3 separate regions of the Mus musculus genome follow, and all the other regions are linked to region 3. Evidence: chromatin loops called from intact Hi-C (ENCODE). Cell type or tissue: heart. All regions are shown on one strand. Links, peaks and the distances in the headings refer to the core of each region. The heading gives the core; the rest is flanking DNA.

Region 1 (4,167 bases), core at 698-3,197, 250 kb before region 3:
TTATTTAATTACTCTTTTTTTTTTTTCACCCATGGAGGTCTGGCTGGCTGGCCTCACCTTGGAATTTATGGGAAATTATTAGTTTTTCTGGTCTTACTTGGCGGCTTACAATTTTTCTGTAGCAACCACATTTCTCCAAAAGCCTGGGCTTTCTTTTTCCCAGTAAAATGAGAATTTAAAATGGTCTTCATGGCTGCATGAAATTAGATTTATAGGGCTCGTTTTTAATGTAGCTTTAATTACATCTTATTATTTAAAATAATTTTAAAATTTCAATATATTTTGATCATATTCTTCACTTCACCTGTCCTTTTAGATCCTCTTCCCCTTCCTTACCCACCCAACTTTAAAGTTCCTGTTCAAAAAACAAACAAAAACTCAACACAGCAGAGCCCCTCAAAACCAAGAAAACAAGGTAAAAACCATACCACAAAAGAGAAAAAAAAAAAGGATCTGCCAAAGCATAGCCAAAGAAAATACACACAAAAAAATAATAATTGTGGAGTCCAGTTATGTGCTGGTCAGCCGACATGGAACGTGAGGCCTGTTCTGGAATGGTTGATACACCCAGTGTTATTTTGTCGGAGAAAACTGATTTTTCCCTCTCCTGTCCCCAGCAGGTATAAGTGACAGTTCAGTTGTTAACCTTTATGCTAAGTTTTCATTTATTCATTCATTCATTCATTCATTCATTCATTCACTTCTTAATATAACAAAATAAAATATAATAAGATAAAACGAATATAATAAGATACATTAAAGTTGGGCAAGACAAACCAACAGAAGGAAAAAAGCACAAGAAGCAGAAGAGTCAGAGACCCTCTTGTTTGCACACTCAAGCACCCATAAAACACTTAACCTGGAAGCTCCAGTATATAGGCAGAGGACCTGATGCCGAGCTGGGCTCACTTTTAAATGTGGTCATTGGTAGCAGCAACAGTAACCCAGATATGGAATCCTTAAGAGTGATTGGGGGATTGACCAAGAATAGAGCCAAGATTGAGATTAAGGCCATCTGTGATTCCTGGGATCTGGAAGGGGATTTGGAGAAGAAATTGTTCTTAAAGCTGAGGACAGCGACATGATAATACCAAGTACTACCAGATCGAGGCATCTTAGCAGTGGGTTGTCTGTCTGTAAAACTGTAAGACAGATAAAAGCTGCTCCAAGGTGCAATGGACCGAGAGACAGGCACAGGTCAGAGTAGTTGATGCAAACATGCTCTATCCTGATTCAACATGGGCCTGGGTATTAATTAATTAATTTTTATTTATTTATTCATGTTTGAATTTTTGACATAGCACCTAATGCAGCCCAGGCTTCCCTTGGGCTCACTATTGTCTGAAGATCGCCTTGAAATCTTGATCCTCTTGCCTCTGCCTCCAAAGCACTGAGATTGTTGGCACACACCACCACACCTGTCTTAGGTTTGGATATGGAAAGATCGTCTTGGCTTATGCTCAGCAGAATAGTTATTCCCATAACTTCTCTGATTTTGCTGACCACCTTTCATCCGCTGTCATGGAGTTTTTATAGCTTTATAGATAATACTTAGCATTTATTGGTCATATGCTATTTGGTAGGGGCTGGCAATATTTTATATGTGGGGTGTTTTTTTTTTTTCTTTAATACTTTCCACAACTTCTAGTCATAGTAGCAGCATTGTTGTTAGGATCCCAGTCTTCCCAGTGAGGAACCTGGAGAAGCAGAGTTGAGCACCTTGCTCAGGTCATTCTTTACTGGCAGAGCCACTGCGTCCAGTCTGCATGGTGGGACTTCAGGGTCTGTACTTGTGCAGGCTGTTTGTTTAGTTCATAGGCAATTGACAGGTTTTAGACCAGGATAGAGGTAGCCTGTCAGATGGCGACAAGCGTGTGGTTTCTGGGGAGGTCTTGAAAGTGAAACCAAAAGAATTTCCAATGTGACAACAAAAAGGAAGGGTGACAATAGAGTCAGCAGACAAAGCACAGGCTGCTGGAGGCGAGTGGAAGTGTGGACCACGTCAGGAGCTCAGACAGAGTGCACTATGAGTTCTACTAGCTGCGAGATACCGACAGTAAGGAAGCCATGGGATGTGCAAGCAGAGAGTTAAAGGAAGAAGTTCAGGCTAAAGATAGAAACTCGGAACCAAGAGAATCCAAATATAGATGAGGCTTCAACCATGAGACTGCATGATGTCAGCCAGAGAGTAAGCCTTGACAGGAAAGGTCAAGGACTGAGACATGGAAAATCACCATCTATTGGAGTCTAGGGAAGCACAAGGAGGCAAAAGGACATGGCCAGAGAGATGCAAGAGTTCAGAGTCCCAAGAGCGAGCCAAGAGAAGCAAGTGTTTCAGGACAGAAGGGATTCATCAGCCCCCGAAGTCAGTGACTGCGACTCGTTGACCAAGACAAGAGCTGGGACTTCAGAGTGGGCCTTGGCAGTGCAGATGTCGCTGGAAGCTTCACTGTAAGGGTTTCCTTGGTAGTGGGGTGTGAGCTTGCCTGGAGTAGACCTGAGGAAGACTAGGAGGAGGGAGAAAATGTGAATAGAGTGTTTTTGTTCAGAAGAAGAATAAGTGGGGAGGGAGTGACATGGAAATAAGGTACAGTATGTTTTGATGAGGCGTGGCGTGTGTGTGCTCACTAACAGGAATGACTAATGAGGAAAATAAAACACAAAAGGAACAGAGGTTTTGGTGGGTTTTTTGTTTTGGTTTTGGTCTTTGGGGGATTTTTTTGTTTTGTTTTGTTTTTTTGTCTTTGCCTTTGTCTTGTTTTGTTCTGCTTTGTTTTCAAGCTGGACAAAGTTGGTGTGTTGATAGCAGTCAGGATCTGGGCCAGGTGTTTCCAGGTTCTTGGCCTGAAATCAAAGTCCACACAGATTACAAAATAGTGAGGAGACTTCATTCAAGAGAAGCAACAGAACAGAATATACTGCAAGAGGACGGTGGGCCGCATGTATGGAGATACTCAAGGCTCCAAGTACTGTTTGGGGCTTCTTTTTGTAGGATACACAAGAGGAGGGAGCTTTGGTGCTAGGCGTGTAATCAAGTGATTCCCTATTTTGACTGTCAGCTTGGATCACATTAACAGTTGTTCACTGTGAGCCATTCTTCCCTTAATCCATCTGACGTTAATATGTACACCCTATTATTGGTAGGTATTAGATAGCTAATAAAAGATTTCCTTTAAAAATTTACTGAAAGACACAGTTTTGCCTTGTACTCCAATACAGTCTGTGCCAGATCTGCTCTCATACCCTCCATATTCAGAGGTATGTTTGTATACATAGTACTTACAGGAAGTAGTGCCTGATACATTATTAGAAGATGGGTGTGCATAGCCCAAGCCAAATGGATCACTGGTTGCTAGTCTGTTCCCTAGTCGCACATCTCACATATGCAAGCAAGAAGGAAAAGAATCTGCTAGACAAATGGAAAGACTGTCATGAGTGTGTACAACGTTGTCACCTGTAGGAATGGTCAAAAAGAGCTGCGGACACAGCAGGAGAAGCAGGGATATGAACAACTGTGATAGTTTGGTTGGCATTGCAGAAGTTCTTTGCTGCTCGGTATTTCTCAGGTGATGGTAATGTGTCAAGAGGATGGGGAAGTCATGAACAGAGGTGGCTGTAGACATGCTGCTGGGTCCCAGGTGAATGGGAGCACGTTGGTGGCGAGGGAGAAGAATTTCATTCATGGTCAGTGGGCACCACGGTCCAGCAAGGATAGAGGACTTTTGGTGAAGAATCTTGGATAAAACGGCAACAGGTTGATTCAGAACCCATGGTCTTTAAAATGCCATCAAGATATTAAGCAATGGGGGAAAGAGCTGCAGCACCATCTACGGAAAAAAAAGAAAGAAGGTGATTACTGTAGCCTTGGTGACAACGAAAATGATAACAGTGCACCCAGAGTCATTTGGGCATGAGTAAGAGGACTCATAAGGACAGCACAGATGCAAAAGAAGAGATGACACAGGCATTGTGACATTGTGACACTGGGTAAATCAAAGGGGAAAGGAGTCAGGTGGACACTGAAGATCCGATGCTTAGGCCAAGATAGCTAAAGCAATGACAGAGCTCTCTTAATGAAAAGATAGAGTTATGTAGATGGGTAGGCAAACAAGCCAAGCAGGAGAACAGCTTACAAGACTGAGGCCCTGGCCATCGAGACTTAGAGGA
Region 2 (4,167 bases), core at 698-3,197, 240 kb before region 3:
GGATTTGGTGGAGCACAAGTATGTGTGTGAAAGGGGAAAAAAAGGAAAGGTTTTGTTACTAATTAGAATTTCAGACTTCCAGGGGAAGGTAAAGTTATAAGTCTCTCTGTATCTGTTTTTGTTTTGTTGAGTGAGCATCTCAGCACTTGACCTTGAACCTTGACCCAGATTGACCTTGAACTCCTCCCCAGCCTTCTGAATGCTCACATCACAGGCTCGTGCTGCCGTACCCAACTTACAGTTATATTGTTTTTAAAATGTGGCGTAGGAGTGTGGGTATAATTCACAGGTAGAGTGCTTGTCTAGCATGCAGAGTTCCTTAGGTGATCCTTAGGAACATACACACACACACACGCATACACACAAGAGAGAAAGAGAGACAGAGACAGACAGACAGACAGACAGAGACCAAGACAGAGAGGACACAGAGAGACTATACACACAAACACTGGGATGTTGCTAAGTTTTTAGAAAGAAAGAAACCTTGTTATTTGTGACCTCTTGATACTTCAGAAAAATCCATTCCTGGCAAGAGCTGGCCACTGAAGGTAGAAGACGCCATGAAACGAAAAACAGACAGATGGTTTCAGGATGGCACGAAGAAAAATGTAGTGAGGGTCTGTGGACAAAAAAAAAAAGTGTCTTAAGAGGCAGCAATATAGGTGGATCTCCATAGTCCAGCAAAAGAAAAGGGTTCATTGCTAAGCTGGAGAAAGAGGGAACCACTGAATGTACCTGAACTTCCCCAAAACTACAAACATGTCCAACATCAGTCTGGGTCTCACGGTTGGCACATGGCACTCAGCTGATGATCTACATCTCTTCAAACGAATTCCAGGGTCCAAACCAGTGCACGAGGATTATAACTAAAGCCTCCATGTGGGTGATGCTGGGCACATTATGTTGATAAGCCAGACTCTGCAAAATAAATATGACTTGATATCATCTCTGTGTGGAATCCAAGGTACAACCCTATGGTGGCTTGAATGAGAAGATCCTCCAGTCTCAAATGTTTAAACGCTTGGTCCTCAGTTGACATTGCTGTTTGGGGGAGGTACAGAATGTATAGCCTGTGGGAGGAGGTACATCACTGGAGGCTGGCTTTGAGGGTTTAAAACATCATGCAGCTTCCAGCTTGCCCTCCCTGTGTCATGCTGAGACTCTCAGCTTTCTGTCTCCGCTACCATGCCCGCCACTGTGGCTACGCTTCTCTTAGGCATGGTGAGTGACTACACTTGACAATATTGTGTCATAGCCCTGAGATTTTCTTAAATGTTCTTACTACAGGTAGAGTAGGAAATGCAAATTCTACGAGGTGACGGATATGTTAATAGTTAGACCGCGGTGATCACTTTGTAATGTACATACATACCCAAACGTCAGGATGTACACCTTAAATGTCTTAAATATGCACAGTTCCAATTTGTCATACTTCAGACAAGCTGAAAAAAAAAATCAGAATCTGTTCAGATCCTGAAGTGCGACTGAAATAAATATTCTTTGTGTGGTTTGGTTTTAGCTGGCATCATCTGAGTCACGATACATGGAAAGCTCTGAGATGGCTTGTAATGTTAGCTACGTTATCATTTGCATTAGATGATTTCAAGCCATAATGTAACCTGGATTATATCCAGTGGCAAAAGACTGCCTAGCATGCACCAATCCTTGGGTTCAGTCTGTAGAACTGAAAGAGAAAGGGGAGGAGAGGGGAAGAGAAGATAGTAATGACTTGTGAGTATGTCCTTGAACTCTGGAACCTCACTGTATATTATTATTATTATTATTATTATTATTATTATTATTATTATTATTATTATTATTTTGCTCCTATGATTTTTTTTATAACAAGGTTGGGGTGAGGGTAAGCAATGCTGTTAAACACTGTGTTCAATAAACACTTGCTGACTTTAATTAGAGATGATCTCCTATGTTCCACGATAGAAAACATCAAACATTTTAATTTAAAAATCCCACTCAGAATCCTTCAGACTTGTCGCTCACAAGAAGCAGGAGGCGCAGTGGGACCACAGCTGAAGGAAATAGCTGCTTGGCAGTCCTCCTCCCCTCCCCTCCCCTCCCCCCCTTCTGTTGAAGGCACTGCCAGCGCCAAACAGAGCAATGCCATGTGTCCTGGGAGCACCAAGCAACATCAATTCTATTAAACTGAAAATGGAACAGACCACAAAGTCCAGCAGGCGAGAGGCTTGCTGAGGTCTTGGCAGCAAAAGACAGGCACAAACAGGCAAGAGGAGCCAGAGGACAAGCCAGGCCAGCTGCAAACCTGAAGGTCTTGGTGCCAGCCACTGCTCGTTAAAGGATCACAGAACCTGCAGGATTCATTCCCCAACCTGCCCTGCATTGTTCTGCATGCTCCACTCTGTTCCACTTGCACTCTGAGCTCCCTGCTCTTTCTTTTGAGCCGGCTTCAATCTGGCACCCTGACTACACTTTCTTCTTAACAACAACCTACCACTTCACATTTGGGTCTGGCGTTTCTTCTTTACTTGGGATTGCTTAAGTGGCTTCTCTTATAACAATGAGTGTCAAGGTTCCTTTAGCCTGCCTTGGGAGCCTACTCCTGTGACTGTTTCCATTGGAAAGCCCAGGCATTCAGCCAGGCACTCTCCCTTGGTCCTTAGACATAGGAAAGTCTTTGGAAAATCCTCAAAAGACGTAGTGGATTCAAGCATAGCCCAGTTTGTGAATACACAGAACTTCAGCTCAAAGGGAGCAGAGGACTCATGGACACAGTACCTTTGTGGTCTCAGGCATCGGGCAGTTGGTATCAGTGAGCAGGCGCTGCAAGCCTGTCAACCAGGAAGTAGTCAGGAACCATACCAGGCCCATGTCACTGGACCCGGATGAGCACTAATTCCAAAGGAGAGGCTGCTATAGTTCCTACCAGGATTGATCTCATAACTGTGATAGGCAAGGAGTTAGAACCATTGGGAATCTAGCTTTCATGTAAGAGATACAGGGTGCAGACAAAAGCAAGGTGGGCAGAGACATGGTAATGAGGATACTTCCATGGAGGGCTGTGGCCTTTGACATTATTTTGATGAAAAAAAGGTTGTTCTTTCCACTCTCATAATGTTTTAGAGAACTTTAGGGAAAGAAAAAAAGTTGGCATAATTAGCAATTTTAGACTTTTATAACTAAGCAGAAAATAGTTTTGATAGCATCCACATATCTCGTCACATACCAAGATCGTTTATTTCCAGTAGGAATGCACCTGGTTAAAAGATAAGGAATAACCCCCTACTTTTGGAAAATCCAAATCGGACAACACACCACCCGATAGAGGTAGAGCAGTGCGTTAAAGGAAACGCCCAGGTCAGTGAGGCCTGCTGGGTACTGCATCACACTCGAGCCTGTTCACCAGGATCAAAAGGTCTCCTCCCTAAAGCGTGTCAGTAATTTAATCTCCCCCGCCATGTAATCTGGTTTGCAATTGTAAACCAATGCAAAATCATGACAGCAAATACTTAAATATATGCTTCGAACCTGGGCGATTGCCCAGAAGTAAAATGCATCCAAAGATCCAATATCCTGACATTTAATAAAAGTTTGAATTATATTTGCAGCCTGCTATGATTTAATTTTCCTGAGTTCAATATTTAATAAAACTATAAAAATCTATTACATGTATCTTGTGCTATTGCGCAAGGATAGCTAACCTGTCTCGTTCTAGTGCCATGCTGCAACAGATTAAATCTGAATCTCACCATTAGCTAGTTGGGTTACAAATCATTCAATCTGTCCGTCCTTCGGTTTTCTCCCCAGTTAGATAGGGATTAAAAGAGAATCTCTTTAAGGCGACTGTTGTGAAGATTCAATGATTGGACATAAAGACTGTGAACCACTGCTGAACATGCTGTGAGAACTCAGTCCATTTTAGTTAGGCTTAATCTCTTTTCATGTGTAACCGGTACCCTCTGGTTCTTGTTTTGTTTGCTCACTGGTGTCAAATGGCTACATACAAACTCTGTTAAGAGAAGAGAAGAATTTTGTCAATTTGTGAATTCAACAAGGGCACCCTGAGGTCAAATGAGCCGTATTAGCAGAGAGATCTGTCTTGAATCAAACATGAGTCCTATGAAGGTTGAAGTTAGGGCAAACTTAAACTTCACAGGCTCCTAAGCTCCAAAGCTGATAACATGTTCACAA
Region 3 (4,167 bases), core at 1,007-3,506:
GCACAAGAATGAAATTGGAAACTCCCTATGGTGCAACATCATACAGAAAGTTACTAAAAGTGGATCATTGACCTTAATGTACGGGTGGAAAGTAAAGCCTGTTGGCAAAGAGCTCTGGCATGCTAGCTTTCTCAACCGTCGAGAAACACAGAGGGACAAAACAAGCCACGTTGGACTTCATCAAAATAAATACATTAATGCATCAAGGAGATGAAGGCGGGCACTAAGGTGTAGCCCCAAGCTGATGTGCTTGCCTGCTAGGCCAGTGAGACGGGAGGGGAAATGAGAAGAGCTCCTAATGGGAGAGAAAGTGTGCATGGTGTGCAGATTAAGGTCTAAACTTCTGGTGGTGTTTTAAGTGGATGCGCTAGGAGTGATGACGCACACCTGTAACTGGGTTCTAGAGGCGGGTGGGCATCCCCATGGGAGAGCCAAAGGAAAACACAAAGTAACAGAGTTCCAAGGCTATGGGGAACTGAAGCAGAATGTGTTAGTTGAGATAGTACAAGACACTAGAGCTGCTTTGGAAAACAATTTGGCAGCTCTTCAAACAACTTTTCCATTCTAGTGATCCATCTTCAAAGTCATGGGCCTGGAATATTATACAGCCCAGCATTTTTTAGTACATTTAAGGTCTGTATTTGAGAGAATTAGAAACAGGTTTACCCAGACATTTATATGGTTTCATATATAGTAGTAAGTAGTATTTATAACACACGAATATGAAAAGAACCCATGTGTTATGTGTACTGTTCTTGTCACTCTGAGCAAACACCTGAAAAGAAGCACCTTGAGGGGAAGAGGGAAGCTTTATTTTGGCTCCCGGTTAGATGGGGCGTGAATCCTCACGGCTGCGAATGGCTGCGAAGGGAGCTCCATCGTGTTGGAAGTGTGGACCTGCGAATCCTCTTGGCATGCCTCAGAACAGCAGGGATGCTCAGCCGGCTTCCCCCTCCCCTGAGTCTGGGCTGGGGCCTCAGCCCATGGGATGATGCCGGCTACAGTCGCCGGTGGTCTTCTTCCTCACTTATAATCTCTGCAAGCACAGATATGCCCAGAAACGTGTTTCCTCAGGGACCCTAGGCCAGTTGAGTTGACACTGAGGATTAACTACCTCCTTCTGTATCCTTCAGCGATGAGTAGAAAGCCCGACTGTATTTCTCTGCAACGTGATAGTATTTGTGAATAAGAACATTCTGAGTAGCAGGAGCACTAACCAGTGACCCCGTGTTGCTCAGTTCCATTTAGTGAAACATCCATACTACTCAAGACCCCAGGGACGGGAGAGTGGGAATGATCGCTGTGGGCTTAGGGGCTTGCTTTTGTTTTGGTGCTGTGGTGAAATATTCTAAAATTCAGCAGTGATGGTGCTCCACTAACTAATCTATGAAGTGGCCGCAGTGAGGTCCTCAGTGAAAGGGAAACTGCTGTGGAGTCCTCTGAGGGCTGTCAACAAACAGCAAGGTGTAATGCTCATGGCAGGCCACTTCAGTGTCTGCTTTTAAGAAGTATGAAAATTCTATTGCAATACTGACTTTGGTTTTTTTTTTTTAAAGTTCATACATGCTAATATCTTGGAATGTTAGCCTTGCTCATTTGAAAACTAAATTGCTTGAGCTGAATCAAAACTGATAAATCCAGAATAAATATTTGAGATATTATTGACTTAATCCTGAAATAAGTGATTTTTTTTTTTAAAGATAGGGTTTTGCTACATAGTCTTGATTGGCATTGCACTCTCGTACTGCCTCGGCATCTTAGTTACTAAAATCCCATGTCTGCAGCTACCAGTGTGCCACACAATCATAATGCATTCAAAACTCCATGGTTTCTGATGAGAAAAGGCTCTGAAATAGAAGTCCCCTGACTTCCTTTGGACCTCTACCCCGCCCTCACAGAGTATTACCAAGTAAGATACACTGAGTTGCACTGCAGAAAGCAGGAGGAGGGGGAGCTCTTAAGCCGCCTGGCTCCGGCCACTGGAAAGAGAGCACCAGAAGTTAATTATTCATCCCAGAGAGACTGGGGTTTGGAACTGATACCTTATAGCAAGTTTTTGACAGACCTTTTGAATTAATAAGTCAAAGAGTAGTGACAGACCCTCTGAAAGCATAGTGACTAGTGGCTTATTTCACCTGCTCACTAGGAGTTTACTGTCATGATTTCTCAGCTGAATATGGCTAATGAGAGCTCTGAGTAAATCAGCTCTTAGCCAAGTATTTTGAGTGCAGCAGCCATTTTGAAAGGACATTTGTGACTTTGTCCATGAAGAGTGTGCCCTCCTGTGGCCTCTGGGAACAAATTTTCAGCTCTGATCAATCAGCTTCACGTTGTGATGTCACACAGTGGAGTCACCATACCTCTTTTCAGTAAACAAGTGAGACTTTTGAACAGGTCTGATTAGAGATTCACTGAGTCAGGAAGTAGCATCCGGTTTTATTTTCGATGCCCAGTGTTTCCCCCAGGTCACCATGTCCCTGTTTGCAGATGCTCCACAGTGACATTCCAGGTTCATTGTTTATGTGATGTCTCATCCTGGAGAAAGGAACAGAATTTACTCAGTGCTGTTGGGGGGTTTGTCACACTTAAAAGAAAGGAACTTTGGCTAGAAGTACTCAGATCTGTTTTCCATTGTCTCCATATGGGCATCGTGAGTATTTGTTAGTGATGAAGATTATAAGTTGAAGAATTTTTAAAAACTTTTTTATATGTATATTTGCCTTATGTTTGTGTTGTATGTGCCTGGTGCCCATGGGGGCCAGGAGAGGGCATTGAATCCCCTGGAATAGGAATGGTGGAGAGCCGTCATGAGGGTGCTGGAAAAGCATCCGGTGCTTTTAACCGCTTCACCATCTCCTTCAGCCCTAAAGATAAGATTTTTAAATGAGTTTTCCCTGCATTTTTTAAATTTTTAACTTTCTATAGGGAATATATTAGTTACTTTCCTACTGCTTTGTTAAAACACTGTGATGTAAGGAACTTAGAGAAGAAAGTGTTTATTGGATTGGCTTTTCCAGAGCGTTGGAGTTCATGAGGAGGGAGCGAAGGCATGGGGTAGAAACAGCTGAGAGACCGTGAGCAGGAGGCACTGAGGGCACTGGAGATGACCGGAGGCTTTGAAACCTCAGCCTCCCCCACCCATGACACATTCTCCAACAAGGTCATTCCTCGTCACCCTTCCCAGACAGCCAACTGGGGACCAAGTATTCAAACAACTTAGGCTTACAGTGGGGTGGGAATCACACTCAGATACCACAAAAAGAATCTTTTGGATTTAAAAAAAAAATTAAGGCAGAGTCTCACTTTGTAACCTTGGCTGACCTGGAACTAACTTTGTAAACCAGGCTAGCCTTGAACTCGTGTCAACCGACACACCTGCCTCTCCCTCTCATCAAATGAAGTGCTAGGATTAAAGGTCTGTGCCACCACGATGACTCTAAAAAAGTAGTGTGTGGCATATGTATAATGTGTGTTTGTGCATGTTTGTGTGTGTTGAGGTCAGAAGTTGGCATCAGTGTCACCTATCAACTGCCAACATACTTTCTGGAGCAGAGATCATCCGGATGCTGGGATGACAGGCATGTGTAGCCATACTCGATACCTGTGCCCTGCTTTTCTGTGGCTGCCGAGGACTTAGACTCAGACCCTATTGCCTGTTCAGCAAGCACATTACCACGGGAACCTTCTCCCGGCCCTGGGAGAGTCTTAAGTGCATATTTTTAGTAAGAGCTTAACTTTTTTTTCTGCTTTCTTGTGTACTTCCCTAGTTTGCTTACGTGTGTTAGTGGAGGGAAGGAGTATATTTGTTGGTGTGTGAATGCTGCATATGCACGCCTTTGTGTATGGGGACTCAGGTGTGTGCAGGTGTTGAGAGGACATGTATGCAGATGTGTTCAGAGACCCAAGTTTGACGGCTGGAGGCATCTTCAGTGCTCTCATCTTACACGTCGAGGCAGGGTCCCTAACTGAGTCCAGAGCTAGCTGCTCCTGCTGTCTCTGTAGCCAGCTTGCTGTGGGGGTTCCCTGCCTGGGCCTCCAGAGAGCTGGGTTTTACATGAATCTTGGGAAGCTGAATTCCATTCTGACCCCCAACTTCAGCACAACAAGTGTTTTACCCGTGAGCCCCCTCCCCAGTCCCTCTGCTGGTATTTTAATGCCCTGGTACTC

What was found. A loop is a pair of places that touch in the nucleus more often than their neighbours do. Peaks named below come from ENCODE experiments on the same cell type or tissue, not always from the same donor. Only the 100,000 strongest peaks of a DNase experiment are listed, where the experiment ranks them.
Region 1: it touches region 3 in a loop (1.9-fold over the local background); 3 of 42 quality-filtered maps call a loop at or near these places.
Region 2: it touches region 3 in a loop (2.8-fold over the local background); 3 of 42 quality-filtered maps call a loop at or near these places.

The regions. Positions count from the first base shown.
Region 1 is chr17:80,931,619-80,935,785 of GRCm38, reverse strand. It overlaps C230072F16Rik (RIKEN cDNA C230072F16 gene), which reads right to left. Exons shown (of 6, transcript NR_131127.1): 5 at 3,455-3,827; 6 at 2,339-2,844. Among named protein-coding and RNA genes, the nearest start is that of Tmem178, 11 kb to the left of the region's middle. In heart, for the core only: no CTCF peak of the experiment used is centred there; a DNase peak (open chromatin) is centred at 2,245; H3K4me3 peaks cover 771 bases; H3K27ac peaks cover 2,109 bases.
Region 2 is chr17:80,919,918-80,924,084 of GRCm38, reverse strand. It overlaps C230072F16Rik (RIKEN cDNA C230072F16 gene), which reads right to left. Exons shown (of 6, transcript NR_131127.1): 2 at 736-918; 3 at 484-619. Among named protein-coding and RNA genes, the nearest start is that of Tmem178, 23 kb to the left of the region's middle. In heart, for the core only: a CTCF peak has its summit at 2,003; a DNase peak (open chromatin) is centred at 2,204; H3K27ac peaks cover 270 bases.
Region 3 is chr17:80,682,168-80,686,334 of GRCm38, reverse strand. The region is part of intron 1 of Map4k3 (mitogen-activated protein kinase kinase kinase kinase 3); the gene reads left to right. Among named protein-coding and RNA genes, the nearest start is that of Map4k3, 44 kb to the left of the region's middle. In heart, for the core only: a CTCF peak has its summit at 2,289 (motif pointing left); no DNase peak of the experiment used is centred there.